Regions from separate parts of the Mus musculus genome. Here region 2 is linked to region 1. The links are chromatin loops, found by intact Hi-C in ENCODE. Cell type or tissue: heart. All regions are shown on one strand. Each heading gives the region's core, and the rest is flanking DNA. Links, peaks and the distances in the headings are about the cores only. Region 1 overlaps Plekha7 (pleckstrin homology domain containing, family A member 7). Region 2 holds the start of Plekha7 (pleckstrin homology domain containing, family A member 7).

What was found. Peaks named below come from ENCODE experiments on the same cell type or tissue, not always from the same donor. Only the 100,000 strongest peaks of a DNase experiment are listed, where the experiment ranks them.
Region 2: it touches region 1 in a loop (2.4-fold over the local background); 2 of 42 quality-filtered maps call a loop at or near these places.

Annotation. Positions count from the first base shown.
Region 1 is chr7:116,153,802-116,169,832 of GRCm38, forward strand. It overlaps Plekha7 (pleckstrin homology domain containing, family A member 7), which reads right to left. Exons shown (of 27, transcript NM_001305185.1): 10 at 10,231-10,695; 11 at 4,056-4,578; 12 at 3,681-3,767; 13 at 832-885. Among named protein-coding and RNA genes, the nearest start is that of 1110004F10Rik, 68 kb to the left of the region's middle. In heart, for the core only: a CTCF peak has its summit at 7,875 (motif pointing right); no DNase peak of the experiment used is centred there.
Region 2 is chr7:116,299,583-116,315,613 of GRCm38, forward strand. It overlaps Plekha7 (pleckstrin homology domain containing, family A member 7), which reads right to left and starts at 8,794. Exons shown (of 27, transcript NM_001305185.1): 1 at 8,669-8,794; 2 at 8,490-8,566; 3 at 8,343-8,400. The coding sequence starts at 8,751. In heart, for the core only: no CTCF peak of the experiment used is centred there; DNase peaks (open chromatin) are centred at 7,929, 8,609 and 9,049; H3K4me3 peaks cover 2,750 bases; H3K27ac peaks cover 2,329 bases; H3K27me3 peaks cover 889 bases.

The DNA of each region.
Region 1 (16,031 bases), core at 5,270-10,269:
TACAGCTGAGCCCTACAAGGCTGGGAGACAATCCCTGCATCAGAAATGTCTTGAGCCAGGGATACAGTGCAGTAAAGATAAACGTGGTCCACAACCTTCTTCCTTCCCTGGGTTGACTAAGGTTACACTCCCTCCTCCAGTCTGTCCCAGAGCTCAGGCATGAGGAGGGCTGTCACCAGAGGAAGCTTGTGGGTTGTGGCAACTCAGCAGCAGCTTTCTTTGGGCCCTTTCAGCTCGGTGGTAAAGGCTAAGCCAGGGCTTGAGCTTCAAGTACCCACAGGCACCTCACACACACCAACCAACTCCCTATAAGCCAAACACACCCCTGCCAGCAGCAGAGGCTCTGGCAAAGCCACTGGCTATTTCCCAGGAACCTCTGGCTCTACACCAAGGGAAGCAACAGATCAAAACCATGACCTTCATATTGTCTAAGCCAGAGATCCTATAACAGGGCTCACAAAGCCATTCCACAAGAGTCAGACCATAAGCAATGACTTTTTCCTGATTCAGACAAGGGTTTTCACTTAGGGTCTGGAACTTGAGTTGGGCTCCAGTAAGTAATACTTGCAGAAAGATGAGTGTCCATGGTAGGTGGAATCCAGATGCCACTTATCTTTAGAGACTTATTACCTTTATTTAAAGGTAGTGTGCGTGCCTGTGTGAACTTATGTGCCTTTGGACTGCCTGGAGAGGTCTAAGGGAATCAAATGCTCTAGAACTGATTAGTAAGTGAACTACCTGAGGTGGGTGCTGGGAACTGAACCGGGGTCTTCTGCAAGAGCAGCAAGTACTCCTAACCCTTAAGCAATCTCTCCAGTGGCTACCACCCACCTTCAGATCCAGATACTCCAGGTCCTTCTTCAGCTGGAGGTAGGTGTCATCAGCCTTCCCAGGAAGCAGAGAGAAAAAAGCAAAACAGGACAGTTACAAACACCATGGTTTAAATAACCCAGGTCTTCGAAAGCAGATCATTCACATTACACTGGAGACACGGGACCACAGCAGATCAACACACCAGGCTACAGAGGAAGCACAGATGTCTTGTTGCAACTCAGAGCCCTCTTTCAGCATGGCAGAGTTTATGGGTCACAGTGGGGATAGCCAGCTTATCCCTGCACCCATTGCGGTATGATGGGAAGGACCCAACAAGAGGGCTAGGGCAGAAGAGCAGATGAGGCAGATGCTAGGCTCCTGAGGCAGAACCAGAAGATCTGCCCGGAACAGCACTCGCCACACTCGAAGCCAGGATCCCATTGACACAGCTATTCCAATTGTTGGCATCAAATCTTTGCCTTGTGTTGTCACATGCATGAAGTAACAAGACCCCAAGTGATGTGGATGGATGACTGGAAAAGGCAGAGAGAAATGACTTGGGTGATCCAGGAAGACCCGGTATGACTTTAGACTCCAGAGGGATAAGTAACCGCTGCTGGAAGTTTCCCTGCTCTTTTTGTTCAGTAAGAAGCCACAGCAGCCATATTAGGAGCTAGTGTGGGAGTTGTTGAGTAAGACTTGCTTGTGGTGTCTTCAATGGTCTATCAAGCTCTTCGGTGTAATTATTGAGAAAAAGGCTCCCCACAAGCCACACTCCTGTTCAGCAAGCAGATCACAGAAGCTAACTGAGGCAGAGGAGTGGCAAGAGCTGAAGAGTGGTCCAGATACCATGTTCTTAATGAACTGAGGTGTCCAGCTGTGCAAGCCAAGGATGGGGAAGGTGCATAGCTCTGGTGTGAGACGGTCACCGACACACACATGAGACATTCATATCGTGCCTTAGGCATGGAAGCCCTGTCTTTAAGGGATGCTAGAGCTGGCATAAGCTTATTTCTTTCCCTGGATTGCCTCCTTCCTCATCCCACTCCCCCAAGTCACTGTCCCTGCACACTTTGAACAGGACAAGAAAAGACAGCTGGAGAATGCTATAAGTCAAATTCAGGACTTATGACTTTTTTCTTTTCCCTTTTGCTGTGTGTCTCTGTATGTGATATACATGCATATATGCATGTTTTTGCATGTGGGGGAACAAGTGTATAAGCACTCCATTAGTCTTCCACCTTATTTATAAGGTGGGCTCTATCACCCAGAGCTCACAGATGTGCTTAACTAGTCTAACTAGCCAGCTTGCTCTAGAGTTGGAATCACAGGAGGATGGCCACATCCACCCAGCCTTTACAGGGTTACACTTGCATGGCAAGCTCTTTAGCCACTGAGCCCACTAAGTCTCACAACTTAACTTTGTTTGCTTGCTTGCTTGTTTTTTTTTTTTAACATGTCCTTTCTTACACTCATCTTTCTAATTACAGTTCCTGAGTCCTTCAGGTCTTGCTAAAAGGGGTCAGGGAAGGAATGTGACCATCCCAGCAATCCCGTGTGTCCTCTTCCTGGCTTTGTGCTGCACGGAGGGACCAGGCTTACTTGGACGAACCACTGCTACCCAAGGACAACGTTTCAGGCAAGAGTCCACTTCCCTTAGCTGCTCCAGGAACACAAGACAGCCAATCCCAGGGCAATCACAGGAAGCCTGGGTACCAAGCCCAAGGCCCTGATGCTATTTAAAACTAACCCCAGTAGGACTGGGATTCTGGCTCCAGCCTGCCAGCTCTTGGTAAGTTACTGCTCCTTTAGGATCCTCTTGTCCCATGATAGTTCCATCCCACCCCTTTAAGGTGCCCACAGGGCTAGACAGGACAAGAGATGAGGACTGTTCAGCAAACGGAGGTGCCCTACATTTCCCTCCAGGCTGACCCACATATGTCTTCAATGAGCAATAATGCTGACAGGGCACAGCTCTTAGACAAGACGACCACGAAGCAGCCTGCTACTCTCCACAGCTCAAGAAGCGAGATTCAGGTCTGTCCCACCCCATGCAGCCCCTCCCCTGCACCAGAGGGGGGCGCTCCACCGCGCCCACAGTCACTAGCTGTAGCACCCAGAAGCAAACAGGCAAGGGGAGAGGCAGAGAGCCAGCCAGCAGGACAGACCAGAGCACGGCACGGGGAGACATGGGAGGCAGGCCATCCCTGCCGGGGCCCAGGAGGGCCCACCGGCGCTGACCTGGCAGGCGGGAAAGGTCAAGTAGTGGTGTAGTAACTGGCCCACGGCGAAATTTCGCACGCTGGCCAACTTGGACTGGTGCCGCTGCAACCGGGTGAGCAGCAGCGAGAGCTCCTCCAGCTGTGGGCGTGCAGACACATGGGGAGGGAGTCAGCCACCGCAGGGCACACCGCTGCAATTCTACTCTTCACCAGTGCCAGGACCACTCTGACGTGACACCGCCAGGCAATGGTCGCATTGGCCTCTGTTAGGGCAAATAGAGGCACCGCCAGCATAGGGCACTGGAAGCCACCAGCTCCGCTTCACCCAGAAGGATGAGTGCTTTGAAGGGAGAGTTAACCAATCATAGTGAAAGCCAGGGAAGAAAGGAGAGGTGCCGAAGGAGAGAGCAAGTAGCTGGAATATACTTCTTACAAAATCCGAAGAGAGGGCCAGCCCAGCAGTCCCCTCCACTTTCCTCAGTCTTTGGAGGGCTTGCTGCAGGGCCTGAGTGCTCACTGGGCCTGTCTCCTCATCACCCAGAAGGGATTGGAAGCTTGGCTCCAAGGGAGAGAGTGCTATGGGCCTAGGGTCCTGGATTCTACAGTATGTCAGTCACCTGGAGAGGGAAGTGAGGGGCAGCTTACCGATTTTCCATGTAAGCTGGGAGCGCTCACTGTATGGGTCATGTAGCCCATGGAGGGCATGGAACGCCGGTCCACGTGAGAGGAGTTCTGTGACAGGAAAGAAGCCAGACTGAGGCCAGGCAAGGAGACCTCAGCCACTCACTACCAGGACTGCCCACCATGCGTCCTTCCATCTCTCTGAGCCCTAGGAGCCTGGTGTCTGAAATGGACACCTTTCTCACTGGGCACAGCACAGCAAACTGAAAGGCCCTGAGAGTTCGACCTCAGCTGGGTTGTTATATTGTTTCCTGACTTACAGGCTGCCAGGCAGCCACCGAGTGACTCTGTCTCTCGATACAAGATCCCAGTCACCTGGTAGAAGTTCCCAGGCCTCACCTTGGCAGCATGACCCCGTGCCTTCCTGGGAGAACCCCCCAGAGAGATGTCCACACTCCTCCTCTGCTCGGGTGGCTTCACTGTGACCCTTTCTGCTGGTGTATGTGGCCGCCGGGGCGGAAAGGGCCTTGGAGGCCCAGGAGGAGGGATGTCAGAAGGAGACGGAGGCACGGAGATGGAGCGGGGCACCTCCAGCAGGCTCCGGCTGCGACCCTGCTCGGTGAACTCTGGGGAGCCAGCTCCTATGGGTGCGGTGGGGCTGCCGTGACGGAACTGCTGCCTCTGCTGCCACTCATAGAGCTGCCACACAGTGCCGTCTCTGTGTGCCCGGCGCTCTTCACTGGACATCTTCAGGTGGCTGGCTCGGTCCTGTGCGTACTTGTAGTCGCTGGGCAGGTTCCGGGGAGGGGGTGACGAGCTCCCAGAAAGATGTCTAGTGCTCTTGGGAAGACTCTGGTAGTTTTCCGGGAAGGACAGGGGCTGGCTGGGACCCTGGCGAGGAAGTGTTTGGTCTAAGGGCAAGCTGAGAAAGACAAAGAACATGTCAGGCCATCACACAAGGCAACACAGCTAAGGAAATCCACAGGGTCATCTTGTGGGGGAGACATCAGGACCCCAAACAGCGACTGACGCAGACACCTGGGGCTTCTCACTGAACCCAGAACCAGTTTTCTCTGAGAGCTGGGACCACGGCAGGGTTCCTGTGCCCATCACTCCTGGAGCGGTGTGGTTAAACCGTCTCTCCTCTCTTACCAGTTGTCAATGACAAGCAAGGTGTGTTGGTCTGGAAGGTCTCAAGAGTTTTCTGGGGTGAGAGGCTCTCCTTCTGCCTGGGAACCTAGCACCAACCCTCAAAACTCACAAAGAAAATGGCTGGAGGCGGGTGGGGAGGGATGTCTTCTCTTTGCTACCCTTCTAACCCAGACACTGGTACCTTCCCTCCTACAGAGAACTCTGAGAGCCTCCTGATGTGTTTCTTGTACATGGTCACCTGATCTCATCACTCCAGTGTGCTCTGAACCTCCTCAGTGCCCTCGAAATCCTTGCCTGGTACTCAGGGCTCTCTAACATCTGATTACAACCTACCCTGAGGTCCCGCTGTTTTCTCACTGCTCCCTCCAGGACTGAGACCAGCAGCCTAGACTGCCAGGGATGGAGGAGCACCCTCACCGCCTCCCCCTCACACACCATGAGCATCCCGCATTGGTTGTCCACCACGGAGCCCCCTACCTCAGTAACTTCTCACTGTGCAAAAAGCAAAAAGTAGGTTTTGAATCTGAATTCTACATACACTGGACATGACTGCAGGAGGCTTACTGACTGCTCTGAGCCTCAGTTTCCCTACCTGTATGTGAGGTAGTATTAGTGCTTCATCTAGGGTTCTGAGTAAGGGAAAATACATCCTGAGAGCCTTAGCATGTTATGCACCTTCCTGACACGGCTTCCCCTCCCTCCATGGACAGGCGTGGTGGTACACACCACCTATAAAAGCAATAAGGAGGTAGAAGTTGGAGGGTAAGAAGTTCAGGATCAGGCTGGAGAGATGGCTCAGCGGTTAAGAGCACCAACTGCTCTTCCAGAGGTCCTGAGTTCAAATCCCAGCAACCACATGGTGGCTCACAACCATCTGTAACAGGATCTGATGCCCTCTTCTGGTGTGTCTGAAGTCAGTGACAGTGGACTCATATGCATTAAATAAGTAAATCAATCTTTAAATAAAGGAAGTTCAGGGGCGTCCTCAGCCGTGCAATAAGTTCTGGGCCATTCTAGGATACAGGAAACATTGTCAAAGACTAGGGGTTGAAGAGATGGCTCAGCAGTCAGAGATTTGCTGCTTTTCCAGAGGGCCCAGGTTCAATCCCCAGCAGCCACAAAAGGTTCATAACAACCTGTAACTCCAGTTCCAGGAGATCTATCTCCCTCTTCTGAATTCCATGGGCATCAGGCATGCACAGCAATGCACAGACATACACTCAGGCAAAACATTCAGAACATAAATTCAAACTTTTTTTTACAGTTTACGGCCAGTGAGATGGCTTAGTACATAGAGTGCTTGCCAAGCAGGCTTGATAATCTGAACTAAATCCCCAGAACCAACGGTGGCAGGAGAGAATGGACTCCCAAAAGTGTTCTTCTAAATGCTGTATGTGCATTGCAGCATCCATGTGCCTGCTCAAGTGTGTGTGCGCTCCCCCCACCTCTGTCTGTCTGTCTGTCTGTCTGCTCTCTCTCTCTCTCTCTCTCTCTCTAAGTTCTTTTTTGTTGTCGTTTGCTTTTTTCAGTCTAATCTGCAAGGTAGTGTGACCTTGTAAAGAGAATAGGCTCTGGGATTACAGAAGCCTGGGTTCAAATCCTAACTCTGTCTCATCAACTTCACATGGCAAACTTATAACAAAAACATCACTGTGTGTCAGTCATTGCTCTGGGATGATGCTAACTCTGAGTATATGGTCAGTGGAGGCGGCAGCAGCAGCAGCAATACCTGAGGCTTTATTCAAAGGGCAGGCTCCTGAATTAAGCCAGTCACTGCATGTTCTCGCTTGTACATGGGATGCAGAGAAGCAAAGAGTAAGGCTGGCGATGGCAGAGATGAAGCAGGAGATGTTGGTCAGCTGTGCAGACTTTCACGTGAGCATGTATCAGAGCCCCACTGTACACAACATGGGGACCACAGCTAATAATAATAACTTCAGAATTCTCAAAGAACAGAGTGATTATTGCTACCACATTACATAAGGATATGTGGGTGAGGTGATGAATATTAATGTTTCAACAGCTTCACAATGTATGCATATACCAAAATCTCCCATCTGTTCCATCAATATATAACTATTACTTTTTCAAATGTATGATTATGTTTGTGTGTGTATGCACATGTGTTGGAGTGGGCACACCCATGTATGTTTGTGTCTGGAGGCCAGAAGAGGACATCAAGGGTCCTGCTCTAACATTCTCTGCCCCCTTCCCTTGAGACAGTGTCTCTCCCTAGCCTAGAACTTCTTGTCTGACTAAGGCAGCTGGCCAGTGAGCTCCCAGATCCATCTGTCTGCCCCCTAACACTGGGATTGCCTGACATGGGTGGAACTGCACAAGAATCACTCGTGCCAAGTGTCATTTCTCTACTCCCATAGTTATTACTTTTGGTTAAAAGTAAAAGCTGGAGAGATGCCTTAGCACTGGCTGCTCTTACAAAGGACCTGGGTTCAATTCTCAGCACCGACATGGTGGCTCACAACCATCTGTAACTCCAGTTCCAGGGGCTCTGACTCTCTTTTCTGACCTCTGCAGACAGCAGGAACACACACACATGGTACACATAAAATAAAATAAAATAAATCTTTTTTAAAAATCTTAGAAATACAGGATAGAGATATAATTCAGTTTTAACAGTCTTTGTCTAATATCCACAAAGCCCTGGGTTCAACTCCCAGTGTGGCATAAACAGACCAGAAGCCAGTCTGGGATCAAGACCCTATATAAAATATAATTTCAAAATGTAGGTCTTTCAGCCCAGGAGATCTATGAATAATAACCTCTGGGCAGGGTACTTTCACCCTGTTAAACAGCCCCAGAGGTTGAAGGATGCTATTCCAATCCTAGTACATCACTCATATCGTCTGACCTCACGTCCATCTCTTCTGCTCTACCCTCACTCGCCTCTCTGCACAACGTGGATAATAAGCCCCTCTGACTCACCATCGTGAGGGACAGAAATAGGTGCCATCAAATATGGCAGCTTCCCTTTCTCAGTTTCTTTTCATTCAGTTGAGGTAATTTTAAGATCACTTCAACCCAAACCTGTCTAGCATGCAGGTGTGCCTGCTTGCCACTAGGTGGCAGAGGTTTTCCATTCATTTTCCCAAAGCCCACGTCTAATGTGGTAGCAGCTCCCAAATCCTCAGAGGTGGGTGGTGGCCGAAGCAGTCAGCAGATGTGGGACTGCTCCGTCCATCTGTCTCTACAGCCTATGCAGAGTACCTGCCTACCATGTTTAGATGGTCACAGTCCCCCATTCCCACTATTAAGTATCCCAAATCCGGAGGCTGTCCTCAGTCCCTGCTTCCCACTTATGCACTGTCTACCATTTGGGGAGACCTCAGACATTAGTAGGATGGTGGCCACTGGCTCCTGCAGCCAAACTATAATGATTAACTGGCTAGTGGAGGGAGGGGCAGGATAGGTCCCAGGAGCAGGTGGGTGCTCCTGGGGCAGCCTCTGTCTTGACAACAGACATGTGTCCAACCTGGCCTTACATAGTCCTGTATTAGGAACCACCTGCCCTGTGGTTCCAAAACCAGAAAAATTAAACAGGATATCCTGAGAAAGTGGCTGCAAGACAGTCACGCCAAATGTAAGGTCAACTTTTGTGACTGCTCCTGTTTGCTGAAGAAATCCCTCACCCTCGCTTCCACGTCAATCATGCAAGCCTTTCATTTCCTATTGTGTTCCCTCTGATCGGCTTTTAATCCCTGGCCCCACCCACCTTTTTATTTTATAAGTACACTTTACTTTAAACACTGGGTGCCGGTGAAAGTAGAAGGCGAGGACTCTAAGTACCGGTATGTAAGACTCTTGCTAACCCCATCCCAACAGCGTTAAATTACAGGAGATGCAATCTAGATATATCTCAAATATGGGGATAAGTGAGAAATAGTTCCCTATGTGGACTTCCTTCCAATGCCTCTGTGTGCTCTGTCCAGTGACAAGGAGGTCAGCACAGTCTTACAACACACTAAGGTGAGATAGCTGGCTTCTTTATCTGTGTTTTCAAATGGAAAATGGAGGAAGTTCCTTCACTAAGGAGCCAGACCCATTGGTCACTTACCATAGGAAATTACCATATACTTATATATATTTTCGTGAGTGTGTGTGCATGTATGTGTGTGTATGCGTGTATGTGTGTATGTGCATGTATGTGTGTGTGTGTAGAACAGACTGGCCTGGAACTTACAGCCACCCTCTAGTGATTACAGACATGTGCCATGAAACCCAGCTACATAATCTTTAAGGACAAATATCTGGGAACACGGGGTGCAGCCCCTTTAGGACGGTACAACCCCAGGGCCAATGTGCATCTTCTCTGCACTCTGCTTTCAGCCTCAGTGCCACTGCCTCTCCTCCCCTTGCTGATCCCCCTCCCTTCAGCTCCCTGACACACACCACCTTTGTGCCTTCCACAGGGCAGGCCATTGTGGCGAGGAATAACGAGGTCTGTGGGTGGTGAGAGCCTTGTGGAGTCCCATTTCATCAACAACGAGTTAGAAGCTCAATGGTCTAATTTTTTTTTTTTTTTTGCAAGGACTTTCTCCCATGAAAAGGTCTCGAGAGCCAGGCATTCTGGTGGCTCCTTCATTCCTACTGTCCACTGCCTTCAGATTTAAACTCTGAAACTAGCTCTGGCTGGGTGGGGTGTGCACGTCTTTCCTCATGGTACTTGGGAGGTAGAGGCAGGTGGAGCTCTATGAGTTCAAGGCCAGCTTGGTCTACACAGTGAGTTCCAGGCCAAACAGGCTACATAATGAGACCTTGTCTAAAAAGAAAAAAGAAAGAAAGGGTCTAGAGAGATGGCTTGGCTGTTAAAGAGCACTTGCTGCTCCTGCGGAGGCTTCAGGCTTAGTTCCCAGCATCCATCCACATGGTACTGTTTCTAACTCCAGTTCTAGGGGAACTAATGCCCTCTTTTGGTCTCTATGGGCACTAGCCCATATCTGGTACTCAGACATGCATGCAGGGAAACACCCATAAACATAAAATGTTTTTCTTCAAATGAGCCCCTACCAATGACAGGATGAGTTTCCACAATACCTGGGTTCTTCCCGGGGCTCCTCCAGGCATCTGGGAGGTGACACCTGGGTCTCAGTGCTCTCAAGAGTCTACAGAGACTCCTTGGAAGCAGAGGGACAGCAGTGCAAAGCTGATCAGCTACTGACACTGTTGGCCATCTGTGTCCACAGACCACACTCTAAACACAGCCTTGCCACTAAGCTGTGTGTCCTAGGTAGGCTACCTCCCTTCTCCAAGCCCATTTCTCTGGTCTGTAAATTAGAGCTACCACCTTCCTGTGGAGGACTGTTAAGGTTATTCACATAGAGGTAGAGCGGTTAATTAGCTGAGCAGGTACTGGAGAAATGACAGCACCCGACCGGCCCCACCCTTGTTATCACATTAGACTAACCTCCTGCCGTCCCCCTTCTGAGCTTTTGTCCAGTGCTCTGCCTGGGCCAGGCCGGTCTTCCTCTGGCTGTGTTTTTCTGGGTTGGCCCTGGGAGGAGCAGTCCGCTGGTACCCATTGGTCCCATTCTGTTCTCCCAGGCCATAAGGTGGCACCCCGTTCTTCTCGGCTCGCTGTGGCTGTGCTTGCTGGCCTCGGGGCCCACCAGGTAGATCGACAAACAAGGCATCCTCCTCAGCTGGCAAGTATGGGGACCTGGCCTTGCTCCTGTCCCTCCTGCCCTCCAGTGGGTCTCTTTGAGCACGGAAGCGTTCCTCCTCCTGCTCCCTCCTGTTGAAGCCATAGGAGTCCTCATAGCCTCGACGAGGACAGTCTCTCGAGTGCCCAGGTCCCACGTGGCCACATTCTTGGCAGGCGTCAGTGTGGTTGGCCTGTGGCATGGCCTGCCGCTCCACCTTGTCCACGTCCCTGTAATGGCAGCAGCACATTCAGCCCACAGCACAGCCGAGACTTCCAGGAAACATTATCTACTTTATCTCAGAGCATCCCTCCACCCCTAACCCAAGCTCAGTCCTTTCTCCTACTGTCGGAACCTGGCTTAAGTGCCACTTCTTCCAGAAGGCCGCTCCTGACACACTCCTCAGTGTAAATGGGACTACGGCCTGACACCATCACCACACTGAAACGGCTGCTCCAGAGCCATACTCTAGTTTCTGCCACCTACTGTCTTTCCACTCATGGCCCTCACCCCCACCCACAAGCCCGGCCAGCTTGGGGAGAGGTACTGGTGACAACTAAAACTGTGAGCTGAGGATAGAGGAGGGACTCTGTGACACTGGACATGGTTCTTCTGTCAAGGCCTGCCACACTGAAAGCCTCCTAAGGACAGGTCCTACCCTAGTTCTGCATGCGGCCCCATCACTCAGGACAGAACAATGGCTCACTGGAGTCAGAAGAAGACACTCCAACACAGATGGGAAAATGAGCAGGAATTCAGATGGGGCATTAGTCTAGCTATGTTCCAGGGTAAAAAGGTCCTGCCCTTCCAATACAGGGCTTGTATGATGGTTTAGCCAGGACTGTTTGGGCTTTGATCTGGGAGCACACAGCAGAACACTCCTGTATTTAAACCATGATGATCAGAGCCCCAGGACCACCCAGAACCTCGGCTCTCCGGGGTGAGTACAGATTAAAGCTAGTCTAGGGAACAAGAAACATTTAATACCCTACACAGTGGCTACTTCTTGTTGTATGCGGATCTAACTGTGGGCACGCAGACCCAAACAAGGCAGTCACACTTGCCACTGTCAATGTTCGAATGCCTTCTCCACAGAAACCCCAAGTTATGCAGAAATAAAGTTTCTCTGTACTTCTCTACTGTCTGTCTGTCTGTCTGTCTGTCTGTCTGTCTATCTTCTCTGTGTAGCCCTGGCAGTCCTGGAACTCACTCTGTAGGCCAGGCTGTCCTCGAACTCAGAGATCCACCTGCCTCTGCCTCTTAAGTGCTGGGATTAAAGGTATGTGCCCCCGACTTCTCTACAATTTTTTTTTAATTTACCTACTTATTTTGTATGTGTGTTTGAGTGTGTTTGAGTATATGAAGGTATCATGGCGCATGTGTGCAGGTGAGAGCACAACTTGCAGTAAGAATGGCGAGCCTTTTACCACATAGCTCCTGGGGATAGAATTTAGCACTCCTTAGTGGGGAGTGCTTCACCTGCTGAGCCATCTTGCCAGCTCTAGGTCTCCTTTTAAACCAAGGTCTCAAGGAGTCCAGGCTGGCCTTGAACTTGCTATGTTACTGAGGATTGGATCGCTCTCTTGATCTTGCCTTTACAGGATTACACCACTACACCCGGTTTGTATCTCATATCTGAGGGACATCTCACCTCCCAAACCTATACTTCTATCCACTGCATGTCTGACAGCATTTCTGCCTTCATTTGGGCTCACCCTTCCCCACTTTGGGTCAACCCGGTTTAGGTGCTGACTTTACTATTTCTTGCTCTGCTATGGCTCCAAAGTCTCAGGGCCTGGTTCAGGGGGAGACAAAGGGCCAGACCGTCAGTCCTCGGACTCTGGCTTGAGCTCCTGCTGCCCTCCCTGTGTGAGGGGTTGTTTGAAACGGAAGCCAAGAGCAAGAAACGGATGGCAAGTAGAGGGAGCGAAACAGAGCCCTGAGGACTCAGCCTAAGTTCTCACATGTACCCACACCCAAACCAGATGCATCACTGGTCCTCCCGGGTGTGGATCAATAAATTCCCTTTCCCGTGTGCATGGACGCTGGTTTATGTTACTCACGCTACAGAGGTTGTTACATCTCATTAGAATGAAGGATTGAGATAGTGACTCGAGGGGCCTGCCACTCCAGCCCAATGGGTCTTTACGTCCTGGTGACAGGAAACACTCAGGGACTTATACTTTAAAAAAGCAAGGCCGGGCGTGGTGGCGAATGCCTTTAATCCCAGCACTTGGGAGGCAGAGGCAGGCAGATTTCTGAGTTCAAGGACAGCCTGGTCTACAAAGTGAGTACCAGGACAGTCAAGAGCTACACAGAGAAACCCTGTCTCGAAAAACTAAAATAAATAAATAAATAAATAAATAAATAAATTAAAAAAAATAAAAATAAAAAAGCAATTCCTGGGCTGGTAAGAGGGCTGTGCAGATACATACTTGCCACAACTGGAGTTCCATCCCCAGAACCCAGATTGTAGAGGGAAAGAATCGACTCCAGGAAGCTGTCTTATGACTGTCACATGCATACTGTACACACATACACTGAGACACACACGAAATAAATACTACAGTGTTACTGTAAGCTCAAAGGTAAGAAATTCTGCTCTGGACACTTGAGCAGTTCGACCCCTCTCCTCCTCCTCTCCTCTTTGTCAACCCCACCAGAAGCCTTTGAGTTCCTTGGCCTTTATCCTCATCATGGTCTCCAATCTCCCCCCCCCCCCCCCCCGACAGGGTTTCTCTGTATAGCCCTGGCTGTCCTAGAACTCACTCTATAGACCAGACTATGGTCTCCCATCCTTATAGGCTGTGCTTCACAGCTACCTTTGAGCTGGTGAAAGTCCAGCTGCCTTCTGGGTCACCCCTGGTAGGGTCACAGTTGTTCTGTGTTTTCATGTGCTTCCACTACCAAGTGCTCATTCCAGCTGGGAAACCCAAAGACCTGTAGCTCTTCTTCCTTCCTTCCTTCCTTCCTTCCTTCCTTCCTTCCTTCCTTCCTTCCTTCCTTCCTCCCTCCCTCCCTCTCCCCCCCCTCTCTCTCGTGGGGGTGGAGAAACAGGAGTCTCATGAATCCCAGGCTATCCTCTAACTTTTCTGTCCCCGAGGGGGGCCTGCCTCTACCTCCCAGGTACTGGAAGACAGATCTGTCTTACGCTATGGTAGCGCTTGAACCCACGGTTTATGCCTCCAGACAAGCAAGCATTCTATAACCTGGGCTTTGTCTCCAGTCTCCAGATGGATACATCTTCTTATTATGCACACTATAAATATAAGCAGTCAGACAAACATACCACTATCATGGAGGCATCAGAACTGTTAACCCTAAAACCATGGAGTTTGTTGGTCTGCTCTTCTTTTAGAGCTAATTTTGTAAGAGTAAACTCTGGGTTTTAGCGTGTGTATAAAGAAAGATGCACCCTCCCACGTATGCAAATACTTCCTGGAAATCACTTTGAAGGGAGATGATGACTTCTATTCAGATTGATACCAAAAGACCCTGCAGAGTAAACATCTAGGGAGTGGCAGGCAGAGCGGTGTCTGCTCGGTGTCTGCTCGCTGCCTGCCACTCGTCTTACCCCTAAGACTTTGGGGTTATGAAGCTCCTCATCCAGGACTTAAAGGGACAATTTTATGCCCAAAATGTTCAGTCGGTGGCTGCAGGTAGGAAAAGCAGCGCTTCCTACTCCATAGCCCTACATGACTTCAACATTTAACAATTTACTAAATTAGGGGCCTTAAAACCAAACAAAACCAACCAAACAAAACCATTTTCTCCTGTCTCCCTATATTCCCAGCAATTTACCATATGACTTCTCAAATCACAAGAACTGTCACAAAAGAAATCTTCACGGATCAATTTAGCACAATGGGTTAAGTATGCCTTCATTTGGATGACTGTCATTCAGAGGGCTGGCCAAGGAGCATAGGTGTCTAGAGCTAAAATGGCACAAACCCTTCCCAAACGGGGTGCTGCTGGAGTACTGAGCACTGATCCCCAGTCTCAGAGGTAGGCAAGCTCACGGCGAGCCCATCCTGGTCACCATCTATATAGAACTCTGTATGAAAGACTGAAGAGCTGAGGCCTCGCAGTACCTGCAAGGCATGTAGCTTCTTTCACTCTGGTTAGGGCTCAGTATTGAGGAAGGAGCTGCTGAAAGCAGCGGGGATGGTAGTCACTTCCTTCTTTCCAGTGCTGAGTTAAATGGGGCAACCCCCCACTCCTTGTCCCAGGGGAAAATCTCTCACCCCACGGCCCTTCAACTGGCTCGCTTTACCAGAATTAGCAACAGAGGACCTGCCTGGGTTAAGGACACTCTACCTTCAGCTGCTCTCCCCATGAGTCACAAAATACACTCAACAATGCCCTTGCCGCTTGCATAGGAGCAGCAAAGGACAAACTCCCCTGGGAAGTTTTATGGATTGAAAACTCCACAGGGTCTCGGTCAGGGTCATATATGTTTTTAAGGCTGATGCTACCATTGCCACACATGCAAGGTCCCACTGTGTGCCAGGAACTTGACAAGGCCCATCTCTCACCAGACACTCACAGGCATACACACAGGCAACATGACATACACACAAAAAAGATAATGCTACAGTAGAATGTGAAGGGTGCATCAGCCAGCCTGGGTGATGGCTACTGGTGTTCACTCACTCCCAATTAGAAGGCAAGAGATTTTCCAGTTGAAAGGGAAGGAACCTTAAGCAAAGATGATGGAATTTTAAGAGTTAGAAGCAAAACAGGTATAATTTTCCAAGAAAAAGTTTAAGATCTTAAAAGGTAAGGATCTCTTCTAAAACTGATAGTCAGCTGGACTTCTTCGGGTAGGACTAGAGAGGTCCAAATCTTGGCTAGTGAGGGAATCCTCACACGCTCTGAGCACAAGGCACAGCAGTCACACACTCTCCTGCCTATAGCTTTCTCTGCTGGTCTTTATTCACTTCTGGGGACCCAAGTGATACTGTTGAGTCCAGTGGCTCTTGCCTATGATCTCTGTACTTAAAAGGGCTGAGGCAGGAGGACTACTGTGAGTTCAAAGCAGCCTGGGTTACAAAGTAAGATGCTATGTTAAAAAAAAAAAAAAAAGATAACTTGACTGTTTACACAGTAGATCAAAAAACGCCAAAAGATTGGTAAGACTAACAGTGAAGACCTATGAGCCAACACTCACATGTGTGTCACACCATGCTGCTTAAGGGACAATTTGGTGGGGCTACATAAAATAAATGGGGTCAATCTGAAGATTTCACGTGTGAGGAGCTGTAGAGGGGTTTTGATATAGGGCTATTTATAGCAACAGCATTAGAGAACATTTCTGAGCTGGCCAAGGCTCTGCACCTGTCTGAATGCCCAGCACAACCACATGGTAGACACCACCCTGTGGATGCCACACCGGTGGCCAATTAAACAGTCACCAGGGTTTGAATGAGGTTTTCATCCCAAAAGTCAACGAGTTAGAAGTCTGGTTCAAGTGTGATGGGAGTAAGATGGGCCTTAGTGTGCCAGGTCGAGGCAATTAGGTCAATGCAGATGCTGCAACAAAAGTGACTGATACCAGTGTCTCTCT
Region 2 (16,031 bases), core at 5,012-10,011, 150 kb after region 1:
TTACCAGTGCAGAGGAGACTCACACCTCCCCTCTTCACACAGACCGACCTGCCACAGGAGCAACTGGCTCCCCCACGGGTCAAGAGCCTTAAGCAGCTTCAATCCTTTTTCTCAGAGGTTTTTCCAGGTGCTTTGAGAGTGTGATACAAATCACAGCCCTAAGTCCGTCCGTGCTCCAGCTTTCCACAAAACACTCACTGTTAGTGTTTTCCCACGGACCCAGTACTAAATCCGTGATCCGGCTTTCCCCCTTGATAAAGCCACCAGGAAGTACAAGGTAAAGTGTGAGATTATACCCAAGCCAGCCAAGCAAGAGAACCTGCTTGCCCTTCAACAATGAGGCTTCAGGATTTCCACTTTAAATACATGTAAGCCATTAGCACCCAGAATTCAATGTAAGACTGTCAATTTCTGGTTTGAAATAAAAGTTCTGGAAGTGTGGTGTCCAAAGCTCCAATAGTTTTTCTTTTCTTTTTCTTTTTTGGTTTTTTGAGACAGGGTTTCTCTGTATAGCCCTGGCTGTCCTGGAACTCACTTTGTAGACCAGGCTGGCCTCAAACTCAGAAATCGCCTGCCTCTGCCTCCCAAGTGCTGGGATTACAGGCGTGCGCCACCATGCCCGGCCTCCAATAGTTTTTCTAAAGGGCCTTCCATTTAATAGGGACTTCCCCCTTGATGACTTTCACATCTGATTCACTCTGTGTTTAAACTGATTGAAAAGTTGAAGGCATGCCCTAAGAACTGGGTATGGTCCACAGCAGGGTGTCTTTGAAGGAGGCTAGAAGCTGTGGCTCTCACCACCCCAGCTCTCCCTGCTTCTCCCAGCCTCCTATGTCCCACTTGGCCAGCATGTGCCTCACCCTGTCCACAGTGCCCTGAGCCTGCCCACTCTTATACTGTATTTTACAGTGGGATATGGTGCTGATGAATCATTCGGCATTAGAGGTGAATGACCTGATATTGACATTTAAATAAATGATTATATTTGATATAGAGATGAGCTATAAAACATATATAATATATTTAATTTTTTTCTTTATTTAAAATGATATTGAACAAACCAGAAAACAGTGATGCACACCTTTAATCCCAGCACTGGGGAGGCAAAGACAGCCAGACCTCTGTGAGTTTGAGGCCAGCCTGATCTACATAGCAAATTCCAGGATATTCAGGACTACACAGTGAGACTCTGTCTCAGAGGGAAAAAAAAAAAAAGACATGAAATAGCAAATTTTTAAAACCATGACAAGTCTGGGGCGGGGGTGGGGGGGGGGACTGCAAAAGGGACACTTTTTTTTTTTTTTTTTTTTAGATTTATTTATTTATTTTATGTAAGTACGCTGTAGCTGTCTTCAGACACTCCAGAAGAGGGAATCAGATCTCATTACGGATGGTTGTGAGCCACCATGTGGTTGCTGGGATTTGAACTCCAGACCTTCGGAAGAGCAGTCGGGTGCTCTTACCCACTAAGCCATCTCACCAGCCCGGAACACATTTTATATTGTAGATTTGTGGATTTGTCTCCTTTAGCTTGACAAAGGGGCTCATGCAACCTAGGCTGGCTTCTTACAATTCAATCCATTTTTGAAGATGGCCCTGAACTCTTGGATCCTCCTGCCTCCACTTCTAGAATGCTAACTGCTGGCTGAACACACTGGCGTACACAGCAGCTTTGTTTTGTTGTTGGGTTTTGGAGACAGAGACTCCAATATCTAGAGTCTCAAGTAGCCCAGACTGAACGGCCAGAATGACCTTGAACTCTTGCTGGCCTTGCCTCCTCCTCCTCCCACATGCTAAAATCGATGTGCCACCACACCCATTTTACTACAGTACTTCCAATGGCACCCTCCCCTTTCAGTAGGCTCCTTCCATTTTCATTTTGCACTGGAGACCTGAAAGTTATGCTATAGACTCCGCCCCTAAAATGTTTGCAGGCCACAGCACAGGGGAACAGCAGAAAAACAACTTCACTCCAAGCCTTCAGTGAATCTTTCCCAAGTCCTACTGCCTAGGGAATGGTACCTACACAGGATGACCCAAGTCCACAAAGCTAAGGCTGGAGGACCTGAAGCTAAGTGGCACTTTGTGTGATAGATTGATCCCTGTCAGGACCTTGGAGCAAAGTCAGAAGATGCCAAGGCCCTGAAGCCAGGGAAAAGGGGGGATCTAGTTCAATTGCCAATAGATGAGAAAATACCCAGATGCAGAGTGCTGAGCTCATGAGACCAAGGAGCCAAAGAAGGCTGCCTGAGCCTCTCCTGGCCAGGTTCCTGCTTTGAGTGTTGCTGTTGCCAATGAGTGACTGACTCCAAGATGCCTGGGTGTAAACACCAGCCCCAACAGGCCCACTCCTGGCTTCCCCGCTTCTGCTCCACACACAAGTCTCCTCTTCAGCCAGGAATTGATAAATAAAGACTGGACTACTTAATGACTGCCCAAGGTTTCATGGGGACACATCCTCTTCCATAAATACGGAGGGCGGAAGCAGGTCCAGGCCTGGGCTGTGTGCCAATGCCTCAGAAACAGTGAACAGGTCTGCCCTCAAGGAGCAGCCTTCAAGCAGGGTGTGGTGTGCCAACACCCCACTCCACACACATACACACCACCAAGCACACAAGTGGCTGAGGCAGGACGAGCATTTGCCTAGAGCTGAACTATGGCGCAGATCTGTAACTCCCAACTGCTGGGACACTAAGGCAGTGTCCAAGTTCCAAGTTCAAGGCTGCCCTGGGCAGCCCAGTGAGGTTCTGTCTCGAAATAAAAATTAAACAAAGAGCCACTCGTGGTGGTGTACCCCTTTAATCCCAGCACTCGGGTGGCAGAGGCAGGCGGATTTCTGAGTTCGAGGCCAGCCTGGTCTACAAAGTGAGTTCCAGGACAGCCAGGGCTATACAGAGAAACCCTGTCTCGAAAAAACAAAAAAAAAAACAAAAACAAAAAAAAACCCCAAAGACTAGACTAGAGCCATGACTTCCTGATGAAGGACCTAGGTTCAGTACATGAGGCTCTATCTCAAAACAAAACCAAAAGCTAGGTACAGTGATACATGCCTATAATCCTGAGACATTCTCAGGAGAGCTGAGGCAGGAGGATGTTAAGTGTTCCAGGCCAGCTGGACTGCAGAGTGAGACCCTGTCTTTAAGTAAATAAATCAGACAACAGCTATGAATAGCAATAGCAGGTCCTGATATTTTCTCCAAGACCTCAACTAAGTTAGCACCATGTGGTGGAGGTGCTTACCTGTGAGACCAGCTCTCGGGCTAAACTGCAAGACCCTGTCCTAAACAAACAAACAAATTAGGCCCAGGCTTGGCGTGCACACCTTTAATCCCGGCACTCAGGAGGCAGAAGCAGGTGGATCTCTGTGACCTGAAGGTCAGCCAGGGACACAGGGACACAAGACTGTCTCAAAAAACAACAACAACAAACAAACAAACAAAAAAACAAAAAAGACATATAATTGCCACTATTCTCATTGTTGGTGTAGATAACACTATCATAACTACTGTGATATTTGCTATCCAGTCAGGAGACTCATGGAAAAATGAAAACATCTCAGAGCCCAGTATCTTTTTATTAAAGGGGAAGTCTGCACCACCTCACCTGTACTTGTGAGAACCATGAAGGCAAAGTGTAGCCAAAAGCGCAGAAATAAACTAAAATAAAGAAACAGACTCCAAGCCGGGAGTGGTGGCGCACGCCTTTAATCCCAGCACTTGGGAGGCAGAGGCAGGCGGATTTCTGAGTTCGAGGCCAGCCTGAGTGAGTTCCAGGACAGCCAGGGCTATACAGAGAAACCCTGTCTTGAAAAATCAAAAAAGAAAAAGAAAAAGAAAGAAAAGAAAAAGAAACAGAGTCCAGATGGTATTAATCTGTTTAGTAAGATGCAGTTACCTGTGACCCCAACCCTCAGGAGATAGAGACAAGAGGATCTTAAATCCAAGACCAGTCTGAGGATCACAGGAAGATCCTGTCTCAGAAAACCAAAGGCTGGGGACAAGGGCTGAGGGGTGACACACATGTCTAAAAGGCTAGGGACAAGGTTTGGAGGTGACACACAATCAAATGTAGTAACTAAAAAAAAAAAAAAAAACTCTTTAGTAAGCAGATAGGTGTAAAACTTCATGGGGGGGGGGGGTGGGACAAAGAGGCCTCTTGAGAAATTATCATGTAGAAAACACAATGGATTCCGACCTACTGGCACCAGCAGCCTTTGAGAGGAGGGGCCACAGTCAATGTTGCTATGGGTAGTCATTTCCAAAAAGTGTGGGAGGATTCAGATGAGGGAGTGGTGGCAGCAGGGACAGAGTGATCGAAGAAGAGTTGCAACAGGGATAAAATCCCAGTGCTGAGGCTGCAGCCTAGAGTTTACAGACTGCAGGATCACAGGAAGATCCAACTCAACTCAAGGCTGTGCCACTACTGCAAAACACTCACCACCTCTCCTCGGTGTCCCAGTAAGTGACCTTGAGATACACACTGGCATCCTTCCCTCTCACCTCCACAGAAACTCTGCTCCAATAACTGCCAGTTTTTTTCCTACATCTATCTCCCCCACACCCACCCCCCAGGTCCAGAAAATAAGATGCTGCACCATCTTTCCCTGGAAAGAACAAGCCCCTCTGTGGTGGTTTGAATAGGTATGGACCCCACAGACTCCTGTGTTTGATTGCTTGGCCCAGGGGGAGTGGCACTATTAGGAGGTGTGGCCTTGTGGGAGGAAGGCTTGGAGGACTCCTCTGCTCAAGCTCTACCCAGCGTGGAATTCCACTCTCCTCCTGGCTGCCTTTGGATCACGATGTAGAACTCTCAGCAACATCTCCAGTACCATGCTGGTCTTTATGTTGCCTGTTTCCTGCCATGACGACGATGGACTAAACCTTTGAAACTGTAAGCCACCCCCAATTAAATGTCCTTTATATGAGCCGCCTTGGTCATGGGGTCTCTTCACAGCAATAAAAGCCTAAGACACCCTCCCTCTACCCACACAATCTCCAGCTATCAGCCAATGCCTGGACCCTTCTTTGCAGCAAAACTTCCAGGAAGGGGCTGGTGAGATGGCTCAGTGGGTAAGAGCACCCGACTGCTCTTCGGAAGGTCAGGAGTTCAAATCCCAGCAACCACATGGTGGCTCACAACCATCCATAACGAGATCTGACTCCCTCTTCTGGAGTGTCTGAGGACAGCTACAGTGTACTTACATATAATAAATAAATAAATATTAAAAAAAAAAAAGAGAAGAATTAAAAAAAAAAACTTCCAGGAAGATGTACTGCCCTTCCTGGACAGGTGTTTCTTACCCATCTTACCATGGGTGGCAGTCTCCTGTTCTGGAGGTCCCTGTGACTACACATCTTCTCACCTTCTCAGTCTGTCCTCTTAAGTTTGCCTTTCCTGATCTCAGCCACTACCCGCCCCCAGGCTTAGAGCATTGTTCTGCTTAGTTTCTGTAGCCTGGGAAGAGGGAGCCTCAACTGAAGACTGTCCTGCAGTGGACATGTCTGCGGGGAATTGTCTTGACTGACGATTGATGTGGGAGGGCCCAGCCCACTGTGGACCATTGTATCCTACACATGTAAGCCTAAGGAAAGTGGGCTGGCAGGCTAGAGTGAGCCAATAAGCAGCCTTCCTCCATGACTTCTGCTTCAGCTCCTGCTCAACTTCCTGCTCTGACTTCCTTCACTGATGAACTGGGATGAGAAGTATAAGCTGAAACAAACCTTTGTTTTCCCTAGTTTCCCTAACTATGCATTTGCTCATGGTGCTTATGACAACAGCAAGCAAACCGGGACAGACTTTCTTGGCCCACACTTGTCCTTGATGACGTCACCTACTCCCTATGACATCACACACAGGTATCCTCAGATGGGTCTCTGCAAGCCTCTCTCCCTCTCAAACCCAAGTTTCAGATTCATAAATCTGTATCAGTGGTTCTCAACCTTCCTAATGCTGCTACTTCATAACTGTCACTTGGCTGTTATGAATCATAATGTGAATACGTGTTTTCTGATGATCCTAGTCGACCCCTGAAAAAGGATAATTTGTTAATGACATGTTGAGAATGGCTGATCTATATGATATATTCACATCTTATATATAACAGAACAAAATATAGAGTTTCTTAACACCTATTCAAGCCTGTTTTTCTCCCAGCCTTTCCATCTCAAAGATATGAGCACTACCTACCCACTCAGGACCTCTCACCTCTAGGAATCATCTGTGTGTGTGTGTGTGTGTGTGTGTGTGTGTGTGTGTGCGCGCGCGCGCGCGCATGTGCAGTATGTGTACTTGTGTGTATTCCTGTGTGTACAAGTGCACACGTATATGTGTTCCTGTGAATGTAAAAGCCAGAAGCCAGCCCAACCTCACATGTTTTTTTCTTAAATACCCACTTATTTTCTGAAGCAGTCTCTTGCTGGGACCTGGGGCTTGCAGCTTAGGCTAGGATGACAGGGTGGCAAGCCCTGGATTCTCCGGTCTCTACCTTCCCAGCGCTAGTATTACACGTGCACATTGTTACTACACCTGGGTTTTTATGAGATGGAATGTGAGTCCTCATGCTGGCATGGCAAGCACTTTATGAACGGAGCATCATCTCCCCAGGCCCCCAGGAGTGTTCTCGTTCTTTCTCTCTCTCTCTCTCTCTCTCTCTCTCTCTCTCTCTCTCTCTCTCTCTCTCTCTCTCTCTGCATCCAGAGCACAGCCTCTATCTGACTCCTGCTCTCCATCTCCGTGCTTCACCCCCCCCCCCACTAACGTCTGCTCTGGACCACAGCCACAGCTTCCTGCTGCTCTCCTACCTCCCTGGCACAGCTCTCCACCCAAACGCCATACTCCCAAAAACTGCCAAACATACCAAGCCACCTTAAAACGTCTGCATTCTCCCTGGTCTCAGGATAGAGCTCAGCAGCTCTTTACCCTGCTCCAGTTTCATCCTTTACCTCCCTTCCTGTGCCTTCCTTTAATGCCATCCTCGCCCTTGGTCACTTCCTCCAAGCCACACAAGACTTTTTGCTCACTGAACTTTTTTTTCCCCCAGAGCTCTACCACTGAGCAAAATCCCCAACCCCTCATTGAACTCGAAGGGTTTTGTTCCTTAAACATTTTTCTGAAATGTTTTGCCCCTACTGGTCACCACAGCAAGGGTCCTTCTTGTCATTCAAATTCCAAATGTCACCTGCTCAGAAAAAAAGTCATCAGGACCTACCAGTCCCATCAGCCATCCAATCACTTCAAGTCACATCCCCTCATGTTAATTTTCCGCACAGCAGTCACCGTTACCTGCTATTATTATTTGTTCACTCTTTGTTCCCTTTCCTCCCGTGGGTTACAAATTGACGAACAGAAATAGTGAGCACCTCCCTTGCATAGAGCACATCCATCAGCAGCCACTATACAAGAGTCCCATGTGACAAAGGAGGCTCGGGGACTTTCTTCACATATTCTGATCCAGATCTAAACATTGTTTCCAAGTTGGTGAAGAAATGAATTCTGAGTCACGGTCGCGCACAGTACACCGAGTGCCAGTCAAACCATGGAGCGCCAGACCTTTGGCTAGTTCATTCATTCCATAAACAAACATTTACAGAGCTCCTACTCTATGCCAGGCACCGACTGACTGGGGCAAACGATCAAAGGCAAGTTCTGACTCCCAGGACCCACAGGAAGCAGAGGGAGGAACGCTGCAACACAGGCACCTTGCCCGACTGGGAAAAGTGAAGACTGTACACTCGTGTCCCCTTACAACTTCGAGATCAGATCCACGCGGACCAACAGACCAAGAATAACTTGGGACAGCGCCCAGAGGCTCAGGCGGCAAAGCTCCCGTTCTACTAGCCCGGGCAGAGCAGATCGTCCGCGTTCCTCGGCGTTCGGCGCCCGCCGAAGACGCGCGGGTAGAGTTCCAGGAATATCATTGGCTGCCTGGGAGCCCCACCCCCATCCCATCCCTGAGAAGCAAGGATGCGGCGGCCCGGGTCGCGCTCCAACTCTCCACGGCGAGCCCAGCCAGCGCGGCTAGAGTAGCGTCGGGGCCCCTCTTCCCCCTCCCCCACGCCCAAGCCCTCAGGCCACACTCCCGACCCACGCGAGCCCTACTCCCCGCCACCCGCCACTGTGCCCAGCGCAGGCCCCCGGGGTAGGCGTGTCCCGGGGGAGCCTTGGAGTTTGCAGGCTCGGCCACCGGCGGGCGGGACCTGGCCAGGCCCCCTGCGGCGCTGCGAACCCCCGTACGCAGCCGTCCCCCCGAGCCCGCCACCGTCAAGCAAACAAACCCCGAGCGCCGAGCCCGCCAAGGCTGCGGGAGAGCAAGGCAGGTGCGGCCGCGGTGCGGATTCACTTACTCGATGAAGAAGCTGGCGCCCTCCTCCGTGAAGCCCTCCTCCCAGCCGCGCGGCAAGTCTGCGGGAAGGCGAGAAAAGTTGGTCAAACTAGCGCAGCCGTGGCGACCCCGCTCCGCACCCTGCATCCCGCACCGACCCAGCGCCCACCTGAGCGGATCATGTGACCCGAGTTGACCGGTTCGCCGGTCCGCGGGTGCAGCCAGGTCGTGCAGCGGAGCTGGTCACTACGGGAGAGGTGCACCTGTTAGCGCCGCCGCCCTCCACGCCCGCCCGCGGCCCCAGCCCCAGCGCACGACCCCGTCCGGGTGTCGCCGCCCCTCACGCACTTGATGAAGAAGACGCGGCCGTCCCGACAGACGCCATAGGACCAGTGCTCAGGTAGGGTGTCCCGCCCGACCGCAGCCGCCATGTTCGCCCAGCGCCTGAGCCCCGGGCCGGGGGAGGGGGGGGGATGGGTTAAGGGGCGGGGTAAGGGGCGGGGCGAGGAGATAGGGGTGCAAGTTGTTGGACAGAGTGAGTGGGAGGGACGAGAAACGGGGAGCTGGAGTAACTAGGAGTTGGAACAAGGAGTTGGGTAGGGATAGGGAGGGGAGGACAAGATCTGAGGAGGGATAGGGAGAAGGGTGCATTGGAAGAAATGAGGGGGAGAGCAGGAAGGAGTGGAGAGGGGCTGAGACAAGAGGGACTTGGACCGACCCTACTGGGTTCCCCTGTGGTGGGTGCAGCGTGGGCTCCCAGCCTTGGTGACTCGCAGTTCGAGGTCACGGCCGGTGCTTCCAAAGTTCACTGGTGGAAGGCCGGCCGGAGCAAGGCACAAGGCCCCGCAGCCTTTGTCCCCGAGACTCGCGGGCGAAGGAACAGTCTAGCCCCCCCCCATCCCCCACCCTTGACACACACACCCTTGCTCCAGGAAAAGCAGGCGACCTGCACACCTCTGCTTCTCCTCCCCCCTACCCCGGAAGTGTGCTTCTTTCTTAGACAAGGAACACCGAACAGGTTTCTGCTGGATTCCGGAGCAACCTCCAAGTCTAATGTAAAATAGGAGAAAAGCTTGCCTGTGATTCCAGGCCTGGGGAAACTGAAACAGAAGGATTGCTGAGAGTTGGAAGACACAGAACTGCTTGACAGAGTTTCAGTGCAGCGCGGGTTACTATGAGACTCTGTCTCAAAAAACAAAAAGGTAGGGGCTGGAGAGATGGCTCAGCAGTTAAGAGCACTGACTGCTCTTCCAGAGGTCCTGGGTTCAAATCCCAGCAACCACATGGTGGCTCACAACCATCTGTAATGGGATCCGATGCCCTCTCCTGGTGTGTCTGAAGAGAGCAACAGTGTACTCACATACATTAAATAAATCTTTAAATTAAAAAAAAAAAAATGCGTGTCGTCCCCCCCCCCCCCCTTCTGAAGCTGTAGAGATCACAGGCAAAAAAGAGAATGCTGGGTCTGGATCTCCCTGCTCTCATTTTGGAAGAGCTGTCAAGCCGAGCTCTTTACCTACTTAGGTCTTGGGGAGCGCTCCTGAACCCCCCAGAGTAAAAGGAAACCCTTAGCTCACTCATTTGCTCCTAATTGACGTTTGTGTGTTTACTCTTTTGCGTCAGTTGGACAAGAGAAGGGGTTTTGGTCTGCCCCAAACTCCAGGACCTGGGCGCCTGAACTATCTGCCTCAGCCTTTAAACTGCAACTCCTCAGCAGCAGAAGAGCAGAAGAATGCAAAACACTCAGACACTCTGTCACATTGCAAGTGGGCGGAGCAGCAGCCGGAAGCTAGGCGCTGGGCAAGGGTCAGGCCAGCCTTGCAGAGACAAAAGCTGCGGGTCTAAGGAGTCTCACAAGAGGGTGCAACTGTCTGCACTGGGCACTGGAATGAGAGATCAGTAGGATGGACCCTGAAGGGGGCACAGCCGGAGCTCTCCCGGTGTTTCTTGACCTGTGGGTCGCGAGCCCTTGGGGTAGCATGTCAGATATCTATTCTGTATATCAGATATTTACCTGCATTATGATTCTCCTTCTCCTTCTCCTTCTCCTTCTCCTTCTCCTTCTCCTTCTCCTTCTCCTTCTCCTTCTCCTTCTCCTTCTCCTTCTCCTTCTCCTTCTCCTTCTCCTTCTTCTTCTTCTTCTTCTTCTCCGTTTTTTTTTTTTTTTTGACACAAGGTTTTTCTGTATATAGCCCTGGCTGTTCTGGAACTCTGTAGACCAGGCAGGCCTTAAACTCAGAAAAACACCTGCCTCTGCCTCTCAAGTGCTGGACTAAAGTGTGCGCCACCACTGCCTGGCTGCATTACGATTCTTAACAGTAGCAATGAAATAATTTTGTCGTTGAGGGTGACCACGACATGACTGCTGTTCCAGAGGATCCTCTGAAGCAGTCAGGAGGGAGAAAGGCGCTGTGGTTGGGGATGCAGAGCCCTCAGCCTCTGACCCAGTTCTTCAAATGAACATAGGGAAATAGCATGTCTTATTAAACACTCATTTGAAAGCAATATATTAAATGGACAAGAATATGAACTCACCACAGTTAATAGAAATGAAACACAAGTGGCTTTTAAGCATATGGGAAGGTAGTTGACCGTCAAGTATACAAATGAAAATTACAGTGGGAGATTCTATTTCGTAGATGTCAGATTACCATGGGCTGGTGAGATGGCTCAGCAGGTAAGAGCACCCGATTGCTCTTCCAAAGGTCCTGAGTTCAAATCCCAGCAACCACATGGTGGCTCACAACCATCCGTAATGAGATCTGACTCCCTCTTCTGGTGTGTCTGAAGACAGGTACAGTGTACTTACATATAATAAATAAATAAATCTTTAAAAAAAAAAAAAGAAAACCATTCTTGTTCATTGTTGCTGGGACTACAAAATGATTCTGCCTTCTTGTGATGGTTTGTATATGCTTGGCCCAGGGAGTGGCACTATTAGGAGGTGTGGCCCTTATTGGAGTAGGTGTATCACTGAGGGCCTGGGCTTTAAGACCCTCATCCTAGCTGCCTGGAAGCCAGTATTCTGCTAGCAACCTTCAGATGAAGATGTAGAACTCTCAGCACCTCCTGCACCTTGCCTACCTGGATGCTGCCATGCTCCCACCTGATGACAATGGACTGAACCTCTGAACCTGTAAGCCAGCCCCAATTGAATGTCCTTTATAATAGTTGCCTTGGTCATGGTGTCTATTCACCGGAAATAGAAAACCCTAAGACATTCCTTGAAGGCAGTTTGGCAGCAGTTGTTACACATTGCTTTGACCGGACAACCCCATGGGAATTTATCTGACATGAAATAGTACATCTCTTCAGTGTGGCTCAGCTGCTGAGAGTGATGGCTCAGAGGTTAAGAGCACTTGCTGTTCTTCCAGATGACCTGAGTTCAATTCCCAGCAACCACATGGTGGTTCCTAACCATCTGTAATGGGATCTGGTGCCCTCTTCTAGCCTGCAGGCATAAATGCTGGCAGAACCCTGTATACATAATATCTAGGTAGGTAGGTAGGTAGGTAGATATAGATAGAGATAGATAGATAGATAGATAGATAGATAGATAGATAGATAGAATCTTTAAAAGAAATAAAGACTGCATACTACTGTTGCAGAGAACCTGCCTGGGTTGGGGTCCCAGCAACCAGCATATTGGGTCACAACCATTTGTACTCCTGAACTTAGAGCATGCTGTATGCATGTGGTGCATACATACATGGGGCATATACACACATGCAGGCAAAATTATATACAAATGTATACACATAAAATAAAAAAAATAAGGTCTGGTGAGATGGCTCAGTGGTAAAGAGCACCAACTGCTCTTCCGAACGTCCCGAGTTCAAATCCCAGCAACCACATGGTGGCTCACAACCATCCATGACGAAATCTGATGCCCTCTTCTGGAGTATCTGAGGACAGCTACAGTGTACTTACATATAATAAATAAATAAATCTTGAAAAAAAAATAGAAAGCTGAGGAAATTGGAAAGCTCCGGTCAGGCACCTCATTCCAAAGAATGATGCTCTGAATAAGGCACTGCTGGTGTCTCTGCCAGGAGCAGTGGTGCACACTGAGTCTCAGCTACCTGAGAAACTGAAGCAAGGGGATCGCCGCTGTGCAGAAATTTTAAATAAATAAATAAGCCAGGCGTGATGGCGCACACCTTTAATCCCAGCACTTGGGAGGCAGAGGCAGGCGGATTTCTGAGTTCGAGGCCAGCCTGGTCTACAGAGTGAGTTCCAGGACAGCCAGGGCTGTACACAGAAACCCTGTCTCGAAAAACCACACACAAAAAAATAAAAATAAAATAAGAAATAAAAATATTTTAATCGGGCTGGAGAGATGGCTCAGTGGTTAAGAGCACTGGCTCCTCTTCCGGAGATCCTGAGTTCAATTCCCAGCAACCACATGGTGGCTCACAACCATCTGTAATAAGACCTGATTCCCTCTTCTGGTGTGTCTTAAGACAACTATAGTATACTTACATATAATAAATAAAATAAATCTTAAAAAAAAGATTCTTTATAAAAAATATTTTAATCACATGTACTCATGAGTTATCCCAGAGAATGGTGTGTTTTTATTATAAATATGTACATTTATATATTAGTAATATTCACAGCAGCTTCATCTGTATGGACAAAATCTAGAAATGGCTTCCTACAGGTGAGTGGTTGAATAACAGTCCATCTCTTAGGCCACAGCATTTGGTTTCACAACAAAGAATCTTGACAAACAGGCAGGTAGGTGCACCTCAAGATTATAATACCAATTTTTGAAAGAGCAGTCCCTCTAAAAAAGTTACACTTGACTGTATAGCACTCTCAAAGTACATTAGCCAATATTGGTTTTAAAATTTCATCGAGGCTGCACTTGGTGGCAAATGCCCTTAATTCTAGCAACAGAGAGGCAGAAGTAGATGGATCTCTGAGTTGGGAGCCAGCCTGGTCTACATAGTGAGCTCCAGGACAGCCATAGAAACCCTATCTCACACAACAGAAACAGGGATAGAGACATGACTAGGTGGCTCAATGCTTAAGAGTGCTGGCTGCTCCTCTTAAGAACTTGGGTTTGGGGCTGGTGAGATGGCTCAGCCGGTAAGAGCACTAACTGATCTTCCAAAGGTCCTGAGTTAGAATCCCAGCAACCACATGGTGGCTCACAACCACCCCTAATGAGATCTGATGCCCCATTCTGAAGACAGCTACAATGTACTTATTTATAATAATAAATAAATCTTTGGGCCAGAGCAAGCAGGGCCAACTGGAGCAAGTGGGGCCCACCCACCGGAGCAATCAGAGGTCCTAAATTCAGTTCCCAACAACCACATGAAGGCTCACAACTATCTATACAGCTACAGTGTGCTCATATACATAAATAAATAATTCTTCTTTTTGTTTTGTTGTTGTTGTTGTTGTTGTTTTGTGGGGTTTTTTTGTTTTGTTTTGTTTTGTTTTTTTGAGACAGGGTTTCTCTGTGTAGCCCTGGCTGTTCTGGCACTCACTTTGTAGATCAGGCTGGCCTCAAACTCAGAAATCTGCCTGCCTCTGCCTCCTAAGGGCTGGGATTAAAGGGGTGTGCCACCAATGCCCACCTCTGTTTTGGTTTGGTTTTTTTAAGGATTATTTATTTGCTGGACAGCCAAGGTTACATAGTTTGGTTGTTTGTTTGTTTTTTTAAAGATTTATTTATTTCATGTATGTGAGTACACTGTTGCTCTCTTCAGGTACACTAAAGAGGGCATCAGATCCCATTACAGATGGTTGTGAGCCACCATGTGGTTGCTGGGAACTGAACTCGGGACCTCTGGAAGAGCAGTCAGTGCCCCCAACCCCTTATTTTTCAAGGTTACATAATTTACTGTCTTGAAGAAAAAAAAAAAAAGACAGAAAGAAGAAGAAAATTACAGCAATGAGGGTTGGGGAGGTAACTCAGTTGTAGAGCACTTGCCTGACTGAAGCAGGAGAATAGAATACAAGGCTAGCCTGGACTACATTCCAAGACCTGGTCTCAAAAGTAGAATAAAAGCAATGATAAAGCATAGTTGTATAAATCGCAACTGTGATGGTGAAGGCACAGGACTTTGCAGAGAAATAATGCAAGAGACTTCATTTCATGTTTAAATGCATAAGTAAAACAGTAACAGCAAAATCTGTACATAGACTCTTGTAAAAGAGTTTTTCTTCCTCTTCCTCCTCCATGTGTGTGGTTGTGAATGCCCACAGGGGCCTCAGATTCTAGGACACACACACATGTCCTTGGATAGAGTCGGGAGTGCTCTTAACCACTGGGCCATTGCTCCAGAGTTAGAATCTCTTGCAATTACTAGTAACATAACCCAGCAAATTGTCAGCAAAAATGTTTGTGCTGTATACTCTAGCTCTACATGCCCAGATAATAGCTGCTCACACATGAGTTACCTCTGACCTACACTGAGGTGAAATGCCCTATGTGAAATATACACCAGGCCCAGTGGGTGTTCCACATTCATAACCCAAGCATTTGAAAAATGGATCTCAGAAGATGAACAGTTCAAAGCCAGGCTATAATAGGAAGTTTGAAGCCTCTCTGGGCTTTATAGACCTATTTCAAACTACACCCCCTAAAAATGTGAGGACTGGGGAGCTATCTCAGCGACAGAAGATTTATGTTGCATGTGTGAGTCCCTGATCCAATTCAATGAGATGACAGACACATAGAAAACATAGCCTTTGCAGATCATTTCTTTGTATAGCTATAAGCTTTACTGCCCCTTAGAATTATTTGAGTGCTTTAGGGGGAAGAAACCCAAAACAACAAAACAAAACAAAGCCATCCTGGACCTCCCCAATGGTGTGTGATGTGACCTTGGCGTTATTGAACGCTTCCCAGGTGGTTCTAAGGTACAGAAGCTTAGGAACCACACTACACCATCTTTCACATTCCCTCTCCGAGATTAAGGAGAGGCACTTTACAGGTAAGATGGACATTGAAGTCTGGATTCAGAGAGGCCATGTCAGTTCTGTCCCAGGCTGACTTGATTAATCAAAACAAGAAGTGAAGTTTCATTGCTGGACGGTGGTGGCGCACACCTTTAATACCAGCAACTCGGGAGGCAGAGGCAGGTGGATTTCTGAGTTCGAGGCCAGCCTGGTCTGCAAAGTGAGTTCCAGGACAGCCAGGGCTATACAGAGAAACCCTGTCTTGAAGAAAAAAAAAAAAAAAAAGTGATGGTTCCTCAACCCATTGTCATGGAAATCTTTCCAGGTGATAAAAACAAACAATAGGTGTTTTATGTTTTGAAGAGATGGCTCAGCAGTCAAGAGCACTGACTGCTCTTCCAAAGGTCCTGAGTTCAAATCCCAGCAACCACATGGTGGCTCACAACCATCTGTAATGGGATCTGATGCCCTCTTCTGGTGTGTCTGAAGACAGCTACAGTGTACGCATATAAATAAAATAAATATATATTTTTAAAAATTATTTTAAAAGGAGATTTTCCATGTTCTTCATCTGAGTTGGTTCTATGAGGGTGGCTTTAAGATAGATTGAGCATATACATTTTTTTTATTACGTATTTTCCTCAGTTACATTTCCAATGCTATCCCAAAAGTCCCCCATACCCTCCCCCCACTCCCCTACCCACCCATTCCCATTTTGTTGGCCCTGGTGTTCCCCTGTACTGGGGCATATAAAGTTTGCGTGTCCAATGGGCCTCTCTTTCCAGTGATGGCT